Linked DNA regions of Homo sapiens: all the other regions are linked to region 3. A link is a contact called in ENCODE Hi-C data. All regions are on one chromosome and are shown on one strand. Each heading gives the region's core, a stretch centred on a gene start or an enhancer-like site at or near the end of the contact. The rest is flanking DNA. Distances are from core to core; before and after follow the strand shown. Region 1 has its middle 71 kb from the start of PPP3CA-DT. Region 2 holds the start of BANK1 (B cell scaffold protein with ankyrin repeats 1). Region 3 holds the start of SLC39A8 (solute carrier family 39 member 8).

Region 1 (4,368 bases), core at 1,437-3,936, 930 kb before region 3:
CACCATAATTTCTGGCTCTGGTCTGCTGAACTGGCAGCCTGGACCCCAGGCCTCAGGCCATCCCTGTCCTGAAGGTGGGGTTTCACCAGGGACCCACTTGTATCTGCCCAGAAGCCTATCTGCCTCCTGCCACCATTAACATGCCCTCTACCATGTCCAGGCTGTTTGTGCTAAGGGGTGCCTGCAGGGCCCATGCTGAGCTGCCCTTAGCCCCACCCTGGCCTCCCTCCTGTGCTCCTTGGCACCCTAAGTCCAGAGGGAGGTGAGGCAGCAGGGAGCTGGTGTATCAGCACTCACATACCTGGCTGGCTCATGACAGCATCTGGGCTGGGCCACAACTTTTCTCTGAAATTGGAGTGGGCACATGACAGCGCCTGGGTCTGGCCACAACTTTGCTGTGAAACTAGAGCAGGCACCAGGAGAGGGGAGACGCCAGTCAGCAGGAGCAGGCACATCCGATCCTGTGGGAGCAGGGGGGGCTTCCTGGCCCACGAGAATGCCGAGATGCCCAGGTCTGTAGCCACCTGCAGGTGCAGGTGTGCCTGGGAGGGCAGGGATCCCATCCCTCCAACTTGGAACGGGGAGGGGTTTCTTCCTATTCCTGACTCCTGCAGGATCCCTGGAGTGCCTCAGCAGCCAGTGTCATAGCGGGAGCCACTCTAGATGGGTGGCTGCTGCCATCAGTAATGAAAGAAATGTAAACTGAAATAAGACTTTAGTTTGACTAACAACTTATAACATAGAAATATACTGAGGAGCAAAGACGATTTGGTAGAATAAGAGTATTCACTTAATTTTGATACATGCTAATGTTTGAGAATCATTGATGTAATAAAATATTACACAGGCAGTCAGTGTTTCAAGGAACACTTAACATGGAAAAATGCTTATAATATTAAGCAAATAAAAAGAAAAACAATTATGTATATTTAGTATGATCATATGTGAATTACAGATAATATTTTTCCATTTGTAAATACATGAGTACATACATATTTGTAAAATCAAAACCATTCCTATATGTGCATATATATACATTCGCACATACATATGTACTAGCAGAAATAAATGCTATTCTCAATACATCAGAGGAGGTAGCTTTAAATTTCTTCTTTCCACATTTATGTATTTTTCCAAGTTGTCTTCTATAATGACATATTTTTAAATTATCAATAAATATCTTGGCTACATACATTTTCACATATATATGATGTTTGCAAAGCTCAAAGCCCCAAGTTTCCTATAGCCCTAAATGTTTATTAACCTTTCGTAATCAGATTGATTTATTGCAAAGAGAGGCCCCTTCAATTGTAGACAATGTTTTATCATTCAAGAAAACAGTAAGATGTGGTACTTGGGTTGACCTAGCCACAGGCAGGATGTGGCTGCCAGAAAAGCGCTATAAGTCTTTGAGCAAAGAGCCACATCCTCCTCCCACTATTTCTTTTTTTAGCTAATGGCAACTCCTAAGATTCTGACTTTAACCAAAGTTCACATCTTTGTATTGCTCTCCTACTCCCTTTTTAAGTCAGCAACTCATAATAAGCTTAGTATATAACACAGGTTATACAATTTAAGAAAATACTAGGCATTAGGGATTTCAAATAACTGAGCTCATTTAGCCAAAATGGTAAAACAGGGGGACTCGTGAAAAAGATCATAATCAAATAACGGGTATTAATGCTATATTAAAAATTGTCTGTCTTTGTTATCTCAAAAAGCCACCAGAATTCCTTCTCTGGTCTAACTTGCAACTATCCAGACACACAGAAAGTTCAATCTATTCTACTAGTACTTGGACAATGCAGTGAATCTGACATTGTTTACAATGGTCTTAAAAGCCCTTAGGTGTTGGTAACATTTTATGTCATAGAAAATATTGTAGCATGTACCTCTTTACTTGTGTACATCACTGAAACAACTTCCCTTTGCTTCCTGCTCATGGTTATATAGATTGTATGAAGATTAGAGGGCATCCCCAACTGCTGGAAACTGACAGCTGCCCTCCATTAGGGTATTTAGTGCCTAAAAGTGACATCATTCAGCTTCTATGCTATGATAGCTATGATATACTTCACCTTCTGGAGATCATATTGGAGAAATTCTGTTGGCGGAAATATAATTCCACACCCTAAGTAAGGGCAGAATTTGCTGTGATTTGGAATAATAGTGATATATTAAAGAACAGTGATATGTTAAAAGAAGTATCCAAAAATCACATATTAAAGAAAATTAAAGAGCATAATTTTATGTAGTGATCTTGAAAATTAAATTCACTTATTCAACCTACTCAACAGCAACAAAATCTTAGATTTCCTGGTAACTGTTATTCAAAATGTATGGATGTATAAGTAGGAGCATGAGCTGATTTTGGAAACCTAGATGCTGCCATCTGAATGTTATGGCCATGTCCCCTGGTTATATTACCCAGGTCATTTTTATGGCTTCCTACAAACGCGCTTTGTATTTGACTACATTTGGAAATACTCAGAAGGTTTTCAAATGAAGCCTATATGAAAGTATAGAAACTGACTGAGTCATGGAAATCCTGAAGATAAAGTGATCTTACAGAAACTAGAACAAAGTTAAGTAAAACAAGGGTCTCGATAAAAAGCCCAGTCAAAAATGAGTAACTTAAAACACCTGTGTTTTGTCAACAGTGGCTTGGCAGCTAGAATAGGAAGGACAGAGGAAGTTAAACCCACGCTGGTTTCCAGAAGTCAGCTACAAAAAATGAACCTCTAGGACCAGATGGTTTTATGGCTTTGGTAAACAATAGATTTGCATAATGCTTCCTCAATAATTCTGTCAGGAAGAGTGCTGAGCTAAAAAACAACGTGCAATTGTGCCTTTTTTGAAAGACCAGCTCTCTAAATGGCCAACTGGTAATTAGGAGAATCTAATGCTGAGAAGGACAGAGTATATAAAGGACTATTATCTTGAATAAGTAATTGTAAATGCCAGTATATTTGGTAGTATTAGGTCTCCACTGGTGGCCACATTATACACTGATTATCAAAGGGGAATGAAGGCGTCTCTGATTTTGGGCACCACCTCCCTAAAGTTTCTTTGTTTGTTCTGCTTTGTAGCTTCCTTTGACTTTTGTTTCTAAGGCTTGCGGGGGGCTGCCATTTGGTTTCTCTTCAAGAATTAACAAACCACTTACTCTTGAATTCTCTTCTAGTTAACACAGGCATCACTACTTCCAATTGATCTCAGGATGTGGGATCCTCATACACATTTTGAACAAAATCCTCTGTTTCAGCAAGTGAGTGAGAAACCTCTTCTAATTCATTTAACCAACTAATTTAATTGGCAACAATTATTTGTACATGTGTTTTCTCCACATGCCAATTTAGATTTCTACTTTTTAACACCTGAGTCAGAAATGGGCCAGTGGAATAATATACAGATGCTCCTTGACTTACAATGGAATTAACCTCCCAATAAACCCATTGTATGTTGAAAATATCTTTAAGTTGAAGGTGCATTTAATACATCTAACCGAAAAATATCACAGCTCGCCTACCTCATAGCTCAGCCTACCTTAAACATGCTCTAAACACTTATATTAGCCTGCAGTTGGGCAAAATCATCTGGCAACACAGTACGCTGAAGAGTATCAGTTGTTTACCCTCCTAATCCTGTGACTGACAGGGAACTGTGGCTCTCTATTGCTGTCCAGTATTGTGAGAGTATCTTAGGATATATTGCTAGTCCAGGAAAAGATCAAAATTCAAAATTTGAAGTAAGGTTTCTAGTGAATGCATATAGCTTTTTCACCATCCTAAAGTTGAAAAGCTGTTAATTTGAACTATTGTTAAGTCAGGGACTGTCTGTATCACTAAAATCTACTTTTTCTATCCCCAAAACAAAGCAACAATCTTCTATTCATTTTTAAGTTGAATGCTAAAATATTAAAGGGAAGGGCTTACAAATTCAAAAGTCTGTAGTACTTAAGTAGGTAACAGCTAAATGCAGATGTTGAAGTGAGTAAAAACTAGCATTAGGAAATGCTGGGGACCATGGTAAAGTGGAAAATCTGGTCTAAAAATGAGTCAGCAGCTCTTCCACTCCAAACAATTGGTGCCATGTATTAAAACAGCCCAAGAAATGCCTGATCTCTTGGATTTCCAAGAAAAGTAAAATTAAATAATTCTATAAAATCTAAGTTTAATTAAAATATTGATGATTTTTTCAAAATTGGCAATTAAGTTTAAATTTAAAAAATATTGCAAAAGATAAACAAAATACTTCCATGAGCAGTATTCATCTTACAGAGTACCAGATTGTGAACTCTACTATGGTTTTATGGCAGTGCTGCCCTACAGAAATACAACGTGAGACATATAGAATTTAAAATTTTTC
Region 2 (4,162 bases), core at 306-2,805, 550 kb before region 3:
GTTATAACATTTTATATCTGGCAGAAACTCGAATACAGTAATTTTAATTTATTCATTAATAATGAATAAATTAGATGAGATACGCAAGGCTCAGAAATATTAAGAATTGCTCCAAACACCCAGATATTGTGGAGCAGAGTCAGGATGGCAGCTGCAACCTTCTGACTTCCAATCCAGGGCTCTTCATACAAGAAGGCTGTCCTGTATATGTGACAGATACAAGTTCCTATCTGAACACTGTCTTTATTAACAAGTTTTCGTGTGCATAAATGGGTGCCTTTGAAGATCTGGATACTTAATTGGGGAGCATCATCTGGAGTGTTCATGTTGGCTAAAGTAGCTCTTGTCAGGAATACGTATACCAGCAGATGCATCAGTTAGAATATTCTTTTCTCCAATGGGTTTAAGACATACTTTCCTAAGAATTGAGTTTCTGAAACACTGAACAACACCCAAACCCTGCAATCCAAATTTGTTTTTGCCTATTACACTGAAGTCTCTCTGTTAACAGGCATATATAGAAGACAACCATTTTTTTCAATATAATATTTCATAAGTTAGATGAAATCTTTTGTTCCATTATATAAAGTTCAGAAAATCAACATAAAATTAATAATGATGTTAAAGAAACTACTGGAAACCAGATAAATACAATACAATCTATAATTGTTTTCAAGTTTTTTGGACATTTCGCATACTTCTCCAAGTTTTCTACATTATGTTATAAAGTTCTAATAAGTTCATTTATGTGAAAAAATTAACTTTTTTTGATACTTGATATTTATATTATTACTAAAAAGCACTTCATCCGAGAGAAAGTTTCAAAGAAAGCCTTCCTTTTATAGGAAGAGGAGAGGAACATTTAAACTATGTATTATTACCAAATTGATATTCAAAAAATATATTCAACTTCAAAAGGCAAATGACTAGTTTAGACATGCTTGAGAGAGAGACATTCACTTTAAGGTTCTGGGACAACTCCTTTGATATATCTCCATCTTAAAAACAAGCAAACAAACTCTTGTTTGGAGAGGGTATTTAGAGCCATAAATAATTTTTTACTGGGTCTATTTTTGAGTTGGAGCAGGAGTAAGAAATACATTTTATATGGAATTTTAAATCACTTTTCAATTTATGAACCTAGCCTAGAAAGTCTGTGTAAAATGAAATATTTTAAAAGTTACAGTATTATCTGTATCTTCATTTCTATATGTATGTATCTATCATCTGTGTACCTACTCATCTATCTATCTAATTATTCTTTCTTTCCAGCAAATGTTCACTTCTGGTTTCCCTACGTCTGCCTGGAAGTGGGGGCAGTATGGCAGTATGGAAGACCTAGAAAGGGACAAGGAGAGCTACAATAACAGCGGTCTAAATATATCCTAGGATGAAAAGGTGAGGAAGGAAACAGGCGCAGAAGTGTTATAAGAAACCAAAGCGGCCTTTTGAGAAGGGATGTAAGAGCAGGCCCCTGAGCAGTTTCACTTCCTCTGGGCGCCCAGCAGAGCGGAGCCCTGGCCTTGCGGGCATGAGCCCCGGGGCTGCGTTTCCTGAGACCTGGCCGCAGCCTCCGCGGGTGGCAAGCGGGCTGGGGAGAGCCGAGGGCCAAAGGAAGAGAAAATCGCGGGGAGTCTCTGGCCGGGAGAGTCCAGGTAGCGCTCGGCGGGCAGCAGTGCGCAGGCCCCTCGGCTTCAACCGCCACAATGCTGCCAGCAGCGCCAGGCAAGGGGCTTGGGAGCCCGGACCCCGCCCCCTGCGGCCCAGCGCCCCCAGGTGGGTAGTCGCGCATTCGGAGGGGCTTGACGCCGAGGCCGGGCTACGGGGCTCTGCGGAGACCACGGGCCATCGTTAGACAACTGCACTCGGGCACTGAGGCCAGGGCGTCCCTGAGACAGGGCTTCTCCTTTTTATCCTGCCGCCAGGCAGCCCAGAGGGTTCTTCTGTCCCTGACTTCTCTGAGGGGCATCTGGACGCCACGAGGAGGGAGCGCGCTGGGAGTTCTGGCCAGCGGGCTACCCTCAGTGTCTGCAACTTCTGAGGAGCTGGAACTTTCCCCAGCACCCGGGTCAGGGTCCTGTAGTTTCTAAAATCACTTTGCAACCTGTTTTAAAGCAATGCGCGTTTAAAATTATACGTAATTATTTTCAACAGTCGGTAAGCACAGAAAAACCGCTCATGTGTAGCGTCACGCATTTACCTGCCCGGCCTGACAAATCCCAGCCTGGTGAATTGGTAGCCCTGCTTCTTGGCAGGTGGCTTTGCAGAGAAACTCTACCAACACCACCTCCCTACTCCACTGGCTTTACTAACTTGGTCAAAGGAAAACGGTCAACTTGGTTGAATGCAGAAGTAGATTTATATTTTCAAATGGACGTTAAGGCAGTTTTATTTAGTTCTTTTTGAAGCATTTCAAATGCATTTGCAAATTACTCAGTGATATAAAAATGTTTTTTAAATTAAAAAACTTCACTTAGGTATTAATATTACTGGAGTGTTCGTGGTGAGAAATGCAACAAGAAAGTATATTCTGAGTGAAAGTTTCTTAATTTGCTGAATAGAAATAAATTTCTCATACCTTTCTAGAATTTTTTAGGTAATGTAATTTTGGTTGTAGCTATTTCTGTTGGCTAGTGCATTTTTACATAAATAAGCTTTAGGGATTGCTTTCAGTTAAATAAGAAGTATATTTGTGTCAATGAAAAGTGACAAGAAAGGACTTAGAGCCCATAACTTAATATTATTAATATTTTAACTATTGCATATTGACATTCTTGAAAACTGTGGCTCTGATGGTCTTCAGCAGAGCAGACTTTGCTAGCATCTATAAATAAACCAACCATGTCTTTCAAACTTTGAGCAGGTTACCTCTTTTGTAATTTCAGTTTAACAATTTTGTTAGAGAATGGGGTACAGTTTGTTTCAAACTTCTAGATTAAACAGTTTAGGCAGAAAATGCCTTTTATTTCACTTGATACTAAGCAATACTTTGAGGCACTTGCTATTGTGAATAATGCAAGAGTAATGTGAATCAATATTTATAGCATTCCAATTATTCTTGTTCCTCCCATGCATTCCGCTCCCCCCCCGCCCCGCCCCTCCCAACTCCTTGGGTCCTTCTCCATGCAGTATTTATCACTTGCTTCAGTTACTTCCTTTTCTGGCCAACATAATGAAACTTTTCTAAAAACGAATTGTCTTTTGACATTATCCCATGCCCATATTCTTGATATGAGTAATCTTCTAGCTTTTATAAATCCAGTGGTTTGTGTGTGTGTGTGTGTGTGTGTGTGTGTTTTTTTTTTTTTAATGAAGAGCTCCCTCTCTCTCCAACAACTATCTTAATATGGCACATTGGGGGTCAATTGGTCCAACTGCCTCATTTAGAGAAGAGAGCACTGAGATCCAGAGTGTGAGTTGCTCATGGTTTCATAACTAGTAATTATTTGAAGGTCACCCATTCATTAACTTAACAAACTTTTATTCCCTGCCAAGAGTCATGTAGTAGTAATAAGAATGTAAAATGGTAAACACAGTTTCATGCCCAGGAAGGTATATTTCTAGCAGGAGATAGAATGTACTGCTAGACAACATTAGTGTATACTGCCATCAGAGATTTATTAACTGTTGAGTATCGACTTGTTCTTTAATGGAAGCAAGAAAAATAGAATACCCAGTTCTCTAAAACAAGGTAAAAATGATGCACAATGGGTGAAAGTTCTAGTTAGAATGTATTTTCTGGTTTGTATTTAACTATATATTACTATCAATGTCCAAAAGAGAGATTCTTCCTGTTGTATTCCAAAACTAATGATTTTAAAAATTTAATTTTAACTGCTGTTTTAATTAGGGAGTGATTATTTATTAAATCACAGATTTTTCTCCACACCATAGTTTTTTTTAAATTTTTATTGATATTATTGGATGCATCTGATGAAACTTTAATAAATGATTTGCTTAAGAACAGAAAGCATGAAAGGGTGGAATTAGCATTTAGACTGTTTCACCTTACGCTGGATGCTTATACTTGTAAGGAACATGGTTTGTCTAGGTCTCTGCTCTCTAGCTTGAAGTTCTTAAAGATTTGAAGCTTTTTGCTTTGACTGCAATCTTCCAACATAGCCAACGTCCTACACTTGTTCCACTAAGGAAATAACCTGGT
Region 3 (4,532 bases), core at 502-3,001:
GAAGCTTGTTCTTAAACCCAAGGTATTGCCAAATGCCTAGTAGTACCCTGTTTATTACTGAAAAAATTTTTTTAATCATTTTGGATAAATACTAGAATCAAATATTTGACCTGACATATGACAAGGAACTAACAATATAAGCCTAGTCTACCACCATCTGGATGACCAAATTAGAATCTTAGTCTCAAGGCCGCCCCTGTTTCAGCCCTGAATGCCTCATGTAATGTACACAGGAGCCAGAACTACATTATATCTCGTTTTCAAATAGCACTGGTTACGCACCGGGCAACTGTTAACCAGGGTGGCATGTGATAATCTTCCTTGCTAACCTTGTAGGAAGTGTGCGAGCCGTTATCTTTCTGGCAAGATTTAAGTAACTCATTCCTATCTAAAAAGCATCTGTTAAAGTGGCGTCACACCCTCAACTACTTCATAAAGTTTTCTATAAAATGTTAAAATCACCAGAGTCGGACCTCTCAGTTCATCAGGCGTAAAACTGCAGTTTCCGGCTGCCAAATCCCTTAACAACGTTAACCTTTTAATCCTTCAGCCTCGTCTAGTGAAAAGCAAGTGTCACCAGATACCGCCTTCTACTTGAGAAATATAACAAGATTCTTTCTCCTGCACTTTTCCCAAATAAAAACGGCTCATATACAAAGTGAAGTCTAGGGACACCCACAGTACGGAGGGCTGCCCGGACCTGGCGGCCTTACCTGGTTGAAGTGCAGCTGGCCAGGCTCCGGGACGCCCACGCGGGAGGCGGCTCCCATCTGCTCCAGCAAGTGCTGGAGCTGCGCCGCCGACAGGCTCAGATTCGCGCCGAACACGCTCAGCACATCCTCGCTGAAGGCTAGCCCTGGCCCCTCCGCCACTCCTCCGAGGCCGGCGGCCGCCAGCAACAGGAGCCCGGCCACCGCGCGACCCGGGGCCATCCTGGCCTGGGCTTCCCCTTGAGGGCCCGCGACGGGCTGCCGCGCAGAGGGACGCGCGCGGGCGCACTGGCGTCCTTGCCCAAGGGCGGGAGCGTCAGTGCTCGGCGCTGCTCCGAGTCAGAGGTGGCGCGGGACGCCCCTGGTTCTCCGACGCCTTCGAAAGAACAGCAGCTCGCGACCTGCGGGGCATTGAAGTGGCAGCGTAGCCGAGGGGAGCGATAGGCGGAGTGGGCCCCCCGGCCTCCTGGAGAGCCTGAGATAAAGAGGACAAAGGGGGACAGAGATAAAGGCCACCAGGGCACCAGCCGGCAGGCTCCAGAAACGCTGCGTGGCAGTAGCCCTCAAACGCCCGGCCGGGCATGGGGCCAGACGCCCCGGATCCGGGTTTGCAAACGCCCCAGGATTTGCGTACATATGCTCCTCCCGGATATAAAGCCCCAAACCACGCCACTTCTTAGGAAAAACTAAAACCACACTAACTGTAGAACTCCACCTCCTCTTCCTGTCTTTCTGCTTTATTCTCTCCGCCGCAAACTTAGAAGTGAGACGTGCAGTCCCCAAGGAGCTGCAGAAAAGGGCTCTTCCGGAGTCCTGGGGATTGCGCGTTTAAAGGGGACCCTCCCTCTCCCCGGATCTTCTCTGAGCTTGGCAAGTTAATCGGAAGCACTCGCTGGCCTCTCACCTCTCCTATCTGTTTGTTTGTCTGTCTCTGCGTCTTTCTCTCTGCGTGTCAACGTAAGACTCGGTCTCTGGATCTCTCTCTCTTTCTGTCTCCCGCCCCCACAACCTCTGTATCTCTGACAGGTCCGCGGTGAAACTCCGCGATCCGCTCCGGCGCTCTTTACAAATAAGGGGAGGAGGGCCCTGTCCCCGCCTCCGTAGCACGTGGTGACCCATTTCCCCAGCCTGAACTCCCGCGCGCGTCCACGCCGGGGCGCAGGACCGCCGGCCTTCCCTCCGCGGGCGCTGCTCATTCCCAGCATCAGCCATGCCCTCTTCCCCACCCTCACTCCTGAGGGTTACCTGATGCCACCTCCGTGTCGGGGTCCCTAACTCCTCTCTGGTCTCGGGGACGCATGCATCTTTTCGTGATCTTGATGAAACCAACTTGCTGAAATGGAGCCTGGAGACCCTTGCATTGTCTACATAATTAACAGGAATTGCTTTTTTTTCTCACTTCTTAAAATCAGAGGAGAAAGAGGAAATCCAATGGTAGCGGTGGCGGGCTAGCTGAGCCAGCACTGCCCAAGCCGGCCCTTCCTGGCGGGATATCCGCAGATCAGAGGAATGTTTATTTGTTCATATGGGAGCTCAAGAAAAGCTGACTTAGGTGTGATGTCAACAGGTTTGTGTAAAGTGAGTGTGGTGTTTGAGGCAAAGTTTGTATCTGGTGGATATAGTGGTTCAAGTGTAAAGTGAAACCATGCTTCACTGTTAGATGGCTGTGAAAGGAAAATAAATCTTGAGACTTCAAAATCACCAAGCTAAAGGGAAACATCAAGAAGGGACCAGCTTAGGGCAAACCTGCCTGCCATTCTATTCAAATTCATCCCTCTGAGGCTCACCTGAGACAAATGCATATCTGATTGCTTTCTCTTCTCCATCGTTTATGCAAAAAATGCAGATTCACTGGGCCAGACTAAACTGTCTATTGAGTGGAAGGCTGATCATGGCCTCAAAAGAATGCAACCTTTTGTCTCTTGTCTATTATACTTCTAACCTGGAAGCCCCCACTTCCAATTGTCTCACCTTACTGGACTGAACCAATGTACATCTTACACATATTGATTGATGTCTCATGTCTCTCTAAAATATATAAAAGCAAACTGTACCCCCGACCACCTTGGGCACATGTCTCAGGACTTCCTGAGGCTGTGTCAGGGGCACATCCTTAACCTTGCCAAAATAAACTTTCTAAATTGACTGAGACCTGTCTCAGACATTTTGCATTCACGTGACTAAGGACAATAAAAAGAATACAAGATGCCGTTCTTGCCTTTCATCAGGAGAATGCACAGCCTCCTAAAATAGCACATTTTAAAGAGACATTAAGTCTAGACAAAGGGGAAAAGATGGGGAAAGGGAAAAAATCTTAATCTTAGAAGAGGAACCTAAAGACATAACTGCAGAAGAAAGAGACAGGTAGAGAACATTCCCAGAGGCTAAGGATCTAGGCAGACGAAGCTGAAGGATTGTCATATGGAAGAAGGTTTAACTATATTATATCTAACTTCAGAGGACAGAAGGCAGCAGTCATGGGGCAAAGTCACCCAGAGGAAGGTTTCTGTGGAATTATAAGGCATGGCTGCCTTGGAAGATAGTGATTTCTCCATGATCAAAAGTGATTCAAATCAACAGATCCTGGGTGACCGCCTTTAGTAGGTGGTAGGAGGATTCATGCCTGAAGGGAGATGAACTAAATGATCTTAATACTGTGCTCTTTCCAATTATAAAATCTACGTATTTGTTAATAATAATTTACAGAATTATGTTGATGCTAAAAGGGCAAATATTTCATCTAAGGGCCAGAAGTAAGTTAATATCACAGTTGTCCTCTTAAATCACTCAGCTCGTGGGACTCTTCAAGCCTTTCATTGGATTTTAAAATATAGTTTGTTGCCTATTTTTCCTTTGGACCTCCGTGATGCAAAATGATTTTTGGAAATTAATGAATGCTCTAAATGGCTAATCTATACCCAGCAAGTTGTTTATTTCCAGCTTTTCTAAAACTAAATTTGTCCATAAAGTGTTAGATTTTAACAAATATAAAAGGTTTTTAAAAATACAAATCTTGGCTGGGCACTGTGGCTCACGCCTGTAATCTCAGCACTTTGGGAGAATAAGGTGGGCAGATAGCTTGAGATCAGGAGTTCAGACCAACCTGGCCAACATGTAAAAACCCTGTGTCTACTAAAAGTACAAAAATTAGCCAGGCATGGTGGCGCACGCTTGTAATCCTTGCTACTCGGGAGGCTGAGGCATGAAAATCGCTTGAACCTAGGAGACAGAGGTTGCAGTGAGCCAAGATCAGGACACTGCACTCCAACCTGGGTGACAGAGTGAGACTCTGCCTCAAAAAAGAAAATAATACAAATACAAATACAAATCTTACATTGTGGGATTTTTAGAATATATAATTTATCTATTTATCAGTCATTCATGTCTATGCACATACATTTCGCCAGCCCATCAAGTCCACAAAATAAGAAACAGTAAAATAAATGACCAACCTGCATGCCAACTTTACTAAGCCCAGTTAACATAATGCAATTAAGAGAAAGTGTTCAGAAAATTTCAGGTTACTAACTACCAAATAGGTAAGGCTAATTTCTAGATCATCCAGTCTAATAAACTATAATCACCAAAGAACTACAGGTTAGGCATCTCTAATTCAAAAATTCCAAATCCAAAATACTGCAAAATATGAAACTTTTTGAGTGCTGAAATGACACCAATGGAAAATTCTACACCTGACCTCATTTGACAGGTGCACAAAATTATTGGAAATATTATATAGAATTACTTTCAGCCTATGTTTATAGGGTGTATATGAAACATAAATGAATTTTGTGTTTAGACTTGGGTCCCATCCCCAAAATA

Evidence for each region. Hi-C counts contacts between places; a loop is a spot of excess contacts on that map. Pooled maps may share reads with other maps.
Region 1: a map of naive thymus-derived CD4-positive, alpha-beta T cell shows a loop between it and region 3 (9-fold over the local background). The contact joins the enhancer-like site here to the promoter of SLC39A8 in region 3. A Hi-C loop is called at or near these places in 2 of 168 maps with a recorded cell type or tissue (both naive thymus-derived CD4-positive, alpha-beta T cell), 6 of 37 single-sample maps with no recorded cell type and 11 of 50 pooled maps.
Region 2: a loop to region 3 is called in a pooled map, with 6 times the contacts of the local background. The contact joins the promoter of BANK1 here to the promoter of SLC39A8 in region 3. A Hi-C loop is called at or near these places in 1 of 168 maps with a recorded cell type or tissue (B cell), 7 of 37 single-sample maps with no recorded cell type and 5 of 50 pooled maps.

What each region holds. Positions count from the first base shown.
Region 1 is chr4:101,416,830-101,421,197 of GRCh38, forward strand. No RefSeq gene overlaps it. Among named protein-coding and RNA genes, the nearest start is that of PPP3CA-DT, 71 kb to the left of the region's middle. Within about 2 kb of position 2,687, at least 3 of the 41 ENCODE cell types and tissues checked have a DNase peak (open chromatin) inside an H3K27ac peak, as active enhancers do.
Region 2 is chr4:101,789,175-101,793,336 of GRCh38, forward strand. BANK1 (B cell scaffold protein with ankyrin repeats 1) reads left to right here and starts at 1,556. Exons shown (of 17, transcript NM_017935.5): 1 at 1,556-1,776. The coding sequence starts at 1,707. RefSeq lists a silencer at 1,643-1,832.
Region 3 is chr4:102,343,731-102,348,262 of GRCh38, forward strand. It overlaps SLC39A8 (solute carrier family 39 member 8), which reads right to left and starts at 1,752. Exons shown (of 9, transcript NM_001135146.2): 1 at 1,615-1,752; 2 at 714-1,185. The coding sequence starts at 932. RefSeq lists enhancers at 275-334, 2,235-2,284 and a silencer at 805-1,054.